Regions from separate parts of the Homo sapiens genome. Here region 1 is linked to region 2. Evidence: chromatin contacts called from ENCODE Hi-C or POLR2A ChIA-PET data. All regions are on one chromosome and are shown on one strand. The core of a region is the stretch at or near the end of the contact, and the rest is flanking DNA. Distances in the headings are between cores, read along the strand shown.

What was found. A loop is a pair of places that touch in the nucleus more often than their neighbours do. ChIA-PET counts read pairs that join two places held with the same protein, here RNA polymerase II (POLR2A). Pooled maps may share reads with other maps.
Region 1: a map of CD8-positive, alpha-beta T cell shows a loop between it and region 2 (2.9-fold over the local background). The contact joins the promoter of OTUD1 here to the promoter of LINC03027 in region 2. A Hi-C loop is called at or near these places in 4 of 168 maps with a recorded cell type or tissue (CD4-positive, alpha-beta memory T cell, CD8-positive, alpha-beta T cell and naive thymus-derived CD4-positive, alpha-beta T cell) and 17 of 50 pooled maps. POLR2A ChIA-PET finds 5 or more read pairs at or near these places in 4 of 52 experiments (B cell, CD4-positive, alpha-beta memory T cell, naive thymus-derived CD4-positive, alpha-beta T cell and 1 more).

Annotation. Positions count from the first base shown.
Region 1 is chr10:23,437,706-23,440,598 of GRCh38, forward strand. It overlaps OTUD1 (OTU deubiquitinase 1), which reads left to right and starts at 1,370. Exons shown (of 1, transcript NM_001145373.3): 1 at 1,370-2,893. The coding sequence starts at 1,753. RefSeq lists silencers at 1,099-1,688, 1,739-2,078, 2,219-2,588.
Region 2 is chr10:22,436,418-22,439,281 of GRCh38, forward strand. LINC03027 (long intergenic non-protein coding RNA 3027) reads right to left here and starts at 1,512. Exons shown (of 1, transcript NR_036533.1): 1 at 1-1,512. LOC105376449 (a long non-coding RNA gene) reads left to right here and starts at 658. Exons shown (of 4, transcript XR_001747392.2): 1 at 658-734. RefSeq lists a silencer at 260-439 and enhancers at 910-959, 926-1,426, 1,260-1,419, 1,427-1,927.

The DNA of each region.
Region 1 (2,893 bases), core at 120-2,619, 1.0 Mb after region 2:
AAAGTCTCCCACTACCTCTGGCTTTCCCTTACAAAGGCGGGTATTACAAAAAGACTCGGTAGAAGTATTTTCTATAGTCTATCTTGCCCCGGAATGCAGGTCACGACTTTCTCCACCGCTTTTGACCTCTGGCTAGCATTCACACCTATTCTCAAAGGGCCCTAAGTGATACTGCATTTGGTATTCTGAGAAAGCTTGTTTATAAAAGCCTAAAAGGCTTCCTTGCTTTCCCCCAAGCCAGATATTTGCCAAATGGCATAGGTCAGAGGTGCAAAGTTGGTTTTGTCTTAGCAAGGCAAGAGAATCCACTAGCGGACTCACCCTTACCGGTGAGTCCAAGGAAATGCATAGAAAAGACACAGTGGTAAAACTAGCTGGGCACCTGTAATCCCTGCCCAAGGCAAGGCTGAGGAAGGGGGATCACTTGGGCCCTGGAGGTCGAGGTCGCAGTGGGACATGATGGCGCCACTGCACTCAGCCTGGAAGGCAGAGCAAGACCTTGCCTCAAAAAGAAAAAGAAAAAAAAAAAAAGGAAAAGACGCGGCGGTTCCACGAGTGGTGGCTAGGACCCATAATCCCAACACTTTAGGAGGTCGAGGCGGGAAACAGCTTGAGGCCAGTAGTTCGACACCAGACTGGGCAACTGTGGTGAGACCCTCGCCTTAAAAAAAAAGAAAGAAAGAAAGAAAGAAAATTAGCCGGGTGCGGTGGTGCACACCTGTGGTTTCCAGTTACTCTGGAGGTTGAGGCGGGAGGATCGCTTGAGCCCGGGAAGTCAAGGCTGCAGTGAGCTATGGACTGCGCCACTACACTCTAGCTTCGGAGACAGGTAAGACCCCCATCTCTAAAAAGATAAAAGAAAAGAGGCAGTAGTGAATGCAAGCAGGGATGGTAGCCCATGACCAGCAGAGGCCAAACAGACTTTAAGGCAGCATTCCGTTCTCCACACCCATGCCGGAAGCTTTCCTGCCACGCAAGCTTTCCGAGCATGCTAACTCGCCCCAAGCAGCTCCCATCCCGCAGCATCCACTGCAGCCGCTGAGGAGAGTGGCGCAGCGCAGAAACCAGTGCCCAGTGCCCAGGTGGGGGAAGCGGTCCGTGGGAGTCACGTGGGCGGGAGGCCCAGCCAGGATCCCAGGACTGCTCAGGCCTCCGCGCCCCCGGCCTCGCCCCGCCCGCGCGCGCTCGCGCGCCGAGGGCCACGCCCGTGACGTCGGCGGAGCGCGGTAGGGGGCGGGGCGCGGGCCGGAGTGGGCGGGGCGAGCAGGCGCGACTGAATCGGGCGCCGCAAAGAGCCGCGCATTCCAGTGAGTCCACGTGACGCGGCCGCGAGGCCTGAGGTAAACAACCGCGGCCCCGCCTCCCGGGCCTCCGCGCGCACCGCGCTCCTCCTCGCCGGCGGGACGCGCTCCAACGGGGCGGGCGGCTTCCTCCGTGAGTCCCCAGCGGCCGCCGCGGGCCGAAGCAGCTGCAGCGGGCGCGGCGCCCCGGGTCTGCGGGCCGAGCGCACCGGCAGGGGTCGAGCTCGCGTCCCGTCCCCGCCCCCCTGCGCTGTGGCGCAGCAGGAATTTGGCCGGGACCCGGGCGCTATTCGCGGCTGCTGACTCGCGGCGGCCGGCTGCCTTTCGCTCATCTCTATTCTGGGGCCGTTGGGTCACCGCGCTCCGCCGGCCCCCTCCCCCGGGCCCGGAGGGTGTGTCCCCCGCTCCGGGGCTCGCCGCGCCTATAAGGGGCCGAGCGGCGGGCAGGGACATGCAGCTCTACAGCAGCGTCTGCACCCACTACCCCGCCGGGGCCCCGGGTCCCACGGCCGCCGCCCCCGCGCCACCCGCCGCCGCTACCCCCTTCAAGGTCTCGCTGCAGCCCCCGGGAGCCGCCGGCGCCGCGCCCGAGCCCGAGACCGGTGAGTGCCAGCCCGCCGCGGCCGCCGAGCACCGGGAAGCCGCCGCTGTCCCCGCCGCCAAGATGCCCGCCTTCTCCTCCTGCTTCGAGGTGGTGTCCGGGGCCGCCGCGCCCGCCTCCGCCGCCGCCGGCCCGCCCGGCGCGTCCTGCAAGCCGCCGCTGCCGCCGCACTACACGTCCACCGCACAGATCACCGTGCGGGCCCTGGGCGCCGACAGGCTCCTGCTGCACGGGCCCGATCCCGTTCCCGGCGCCGCGGGCTCCGCCGCTGCCCCGCGCGGCCGCTGCCTCCTGCTCGCCCCGGCGCCCGCAGCCCCGGTCCCGCCGCGGCGGGGCTCCTCGGCCTGGCTCCTGGAGGAGCTGCTGCGGCCCGACTGCCCCGAGCCCGCGGGCTTGGACGCGACACGGGAGGGGCCCGATCGGAACTTCCGACTGAGCGAGCACCGCCAGGCCCTGGCCGCCGCCAAGCACCGAGGCCCCGCGGCGACCCCGGGGAGCCCCGATCCCGGCCCCGGTCCGTGGGGCGAAGAGCACTTGGCGGAGAGGGGCCCCAGGGGCTGGGAGAGGGGCGGCGATCGCTGCGACGCGCCCGGTGGGGACGCGGCGCGGAGGCCCGACCCAGAGGCCGAGGCACCCCCCGCCGGGAGCATCGAGGCCGCCCCGAGTAGTGCGGCGGAGCCGGTGATCGTCTCCAGGTCGGATCCCAGAGACGAGAAGCTGGCCCTATACCTGGCCGAGGTGGAGAAGCAGGACAAGTATCTGCGGCAGAGGAATAAGTACCGATTCCACATCATTCCAGACGGCAACTGCCTCTACCGAGCTGTCAGCAAGACGGTGTATGGGGACCAGAGCCTGCACCGGGAGTTGAGGGAGCAGACGGTGCACTACATCGCCGACCATCTCGACCACTTCAGCCCCCTGATTGAGGGCGACGTGGGGGAGTTTATCATCGCTGCTGCCCAAGACGGGGCATGGGCCGGGTACCCGGAGT
Region 2 (2,864 bases), core at 262-2,761:
TGTTTTTCAGCTCCACCCACGTGGTTTTGGGTATTAATCCTATGGTAGAACTAGCTAGATGCTGGAGAACTCATTATGCGCCGGTAGGTAATTTTAACCTGCATCGTCTCATCTCTATTCTGTCACAATAGAGGAAACTGAGGCACGCCCGGCGTGTGGGCGTGTGAGGGGGCACCGGGCCGACTTCCGCCCGTCAGTAGGCCTGGACCTGCTGGCACCCGCTGTCAAGATAGGGCCTGGCGTCGCGGCGAGGCATCAGCTCGGGCAGAAGCACAGCCCAGGAAGTGGGCGCGTCGCAAGCTCCACACCCAACCAAACCCGGGCAGAGGGCTCGGTGGGCGCGAGGCCGAGGGCCCAAGAGGCCGGGGCCGCTACCCCCTCGCCCCTGGGACGGCCTCCGGGTCTCCTTGCTCCAGCAGACAGGCCCGCGGCGGCTACTCCGAGGCGCAGGGGCAAGGCCGCAGCGGGCAGCGGAGGCCGAAACAGAGAACACACACAACGCGGACCGACAGCAGTCACCGCAGGGGTCGCCGGGGCGCGGCTCTATAAAGCCTCGGCTCTATAAAGCCGCGCTAAGCCGCATCGCGCTGCACGTTTCCTTCCGCGCGGGGCCGGCGCTACTTCCCGCCTTACCAGGCCGCCGTGCCGGGAGGAGCTGAGACGTCTGCAAGGCCGCAACATCTCGCAGCAGCTTTTCGCCTGCTTCCTCCGCTCGCTCTAGAGGGCACAGCAAGGTGCGGGGCTCAACCTGCCGCTTCCCCAAGACGGAGGTGGCCGCCACGCTCCCGCCCGCTGTAAACGTCCGAGCGGGAAGAGCGGCCTCTGGTTTCTGTGGTATCGGCTTCTGGTTTCTGTGGTATCCGGAGACTTCGTTTCCCGGCGCGAGGGAAACAAAGATGCTGGCGTGGAGCGGCCTGCCCGCCGCTATTGTCTGGCTGCCTGACAGGGAGCGGCCGCTTTCGCTTTCTTCTGCCGAATGGAACGTGGTGACTCGGGAGCCGCGGAGCGCCTTTCGAGGCAGCTTTGTCTGCGGAAAGGGAGCGCTGCGGACGGCCTGTCGGAATGGTCACCGCCCGCTTTCCGCGGGAGGCGCGCCGGGCACCGCTGGGCGATTTCTCCGCCTCAGCGAAAGAAAGGAGAAGCCGGCATTTGTGGCCGCCCAGTCTTCGTTCCGATTTGAGCCCTGGCGTCGGCGGGAGGTGACAGTGCTGTCCGCGCGCACCCCCTCCGTCGCCGTCAGGGTCGTGCTCCTTAGGTTTCCTGCGGTTTTTCTGCTGCTCTGAGACGGTCTCTGGGACCAAGTTCTCACAGCATCGTCTTCTCCTCTCGCAAATAATCTTTTTATGATGTTTGTTCTGCTGAATCCACCGGACGCCTCAGACACGGGCCCTGACGGCATCGCCGGCCTGGGGGAGGCGTGGAGAGAGGGGAGGAAGGCGGGAGGGCTGTGGGGCTGCTAGCTGATTTGGGGATCCCATCATCTTCGAATTTTTATGCAGAGCCCATGGAAGCGCCTGGTCAGAGAAGCGGGAGGAAACCGAACCTAAGAAAGGGGCTTGGAGTCAGCAGTGAAGAATCTATTGTTTATTTTAGTTTTGTTTTTAGATTCAGGAGGTAGAAGTGCAGCTTTGTTGCTTCCAGGTATTGCAGAGTGGTGAAGTCTGGGCTTTCAGTGCTGCCCCCACCCAAATAGTGTCCTTTGGACCCATTAGGTAATTTCTCATCCCTCAGAGTGACTACTATTTAAAAGGCAGCTATTGTTAGAGCTGGCAAGCTGCAAGGGCAAAACAAAACAAAACAAAAAACAAAACAGGGTTGGGGGGAGCATAGAATATTTTTTTTTTTTGACAGCAGCGTAGTAAAGTTTGGATTTAGAGCTTTTTGTTACTGCCCATCTCCCATACTCCTGTTTTATTTCTCTTTGTAGCATTTATAACCTCCTGGTATGATAACGCATTTTACACGTTTATTGGCTTCTCTGCCCACTTGATTTTTATCTCCTTTTGGAGAGCAGGGAATTTTTTGTTCCCTGGAGCCTAGCAGGGTACCTAGCAGTGTTCTGGGGGCTTTGTAAATACTTGCTGAATCAGTGGAAAAAAAAGAAACAGGGCACATTATCTAAAGTTATTGTGAGACAAACATAAAACCAAAAGGCGAATGATGCAAGGAGAAGTTATCTCTGAACCTGCTCTTTGTGTTTTGGAGCAGTAATACATTAGGAATAGCTAAGAAGGGGTCACGCCAGCATTCCATTTTCCAAATAAGAAAGTGAAACAAGTGAGCTCTCACTTCTAGGATGCCTTCCACTTCATTAGAGGGATTGGTTCTCTGAGGTCAGCCCATCAAAAATGTATGAAGAAAATGGAAGCCATTTATTACTGTTCATCTGTTACCCTCAGACATATTCTCATTTCCAGCAGCAGGGAGTTAGGGTGGCATGCCTCGTGAGCAAAACATGGGGCTTGGGGACATTCAGAACACCTACAAGATGGTGGTGTACACAGTGCTTGGAGGCATATCTGGGGAGTGTTTCAGCTGAAAATTGGCCACATCCTCCTATTTATTACACGTTTCAAAAATGGCCCCACAGGTTGCACATTTATAAGTGGTGGATTTGTTTTGAGGGAAGTGAGCGGGAGTACACTTTATTTTGGAGTGAAGAGGATCGGAGTAGCCACCTCCTCTAAGAAACTACTCCAGTCTCAATCTCCATTCCTTTGGAACTTTTCGTTAGGAAAAGGCCACATCTTGGCAGGGAAAGTTTATAACACCTGTGTCAGTACTGCTGGAAAGCTCTAAATAAAAAAGTTAAAAATTTAGTGTATTCCTCAATCACCCAGTAATTATCGCATCCTGGTACACAA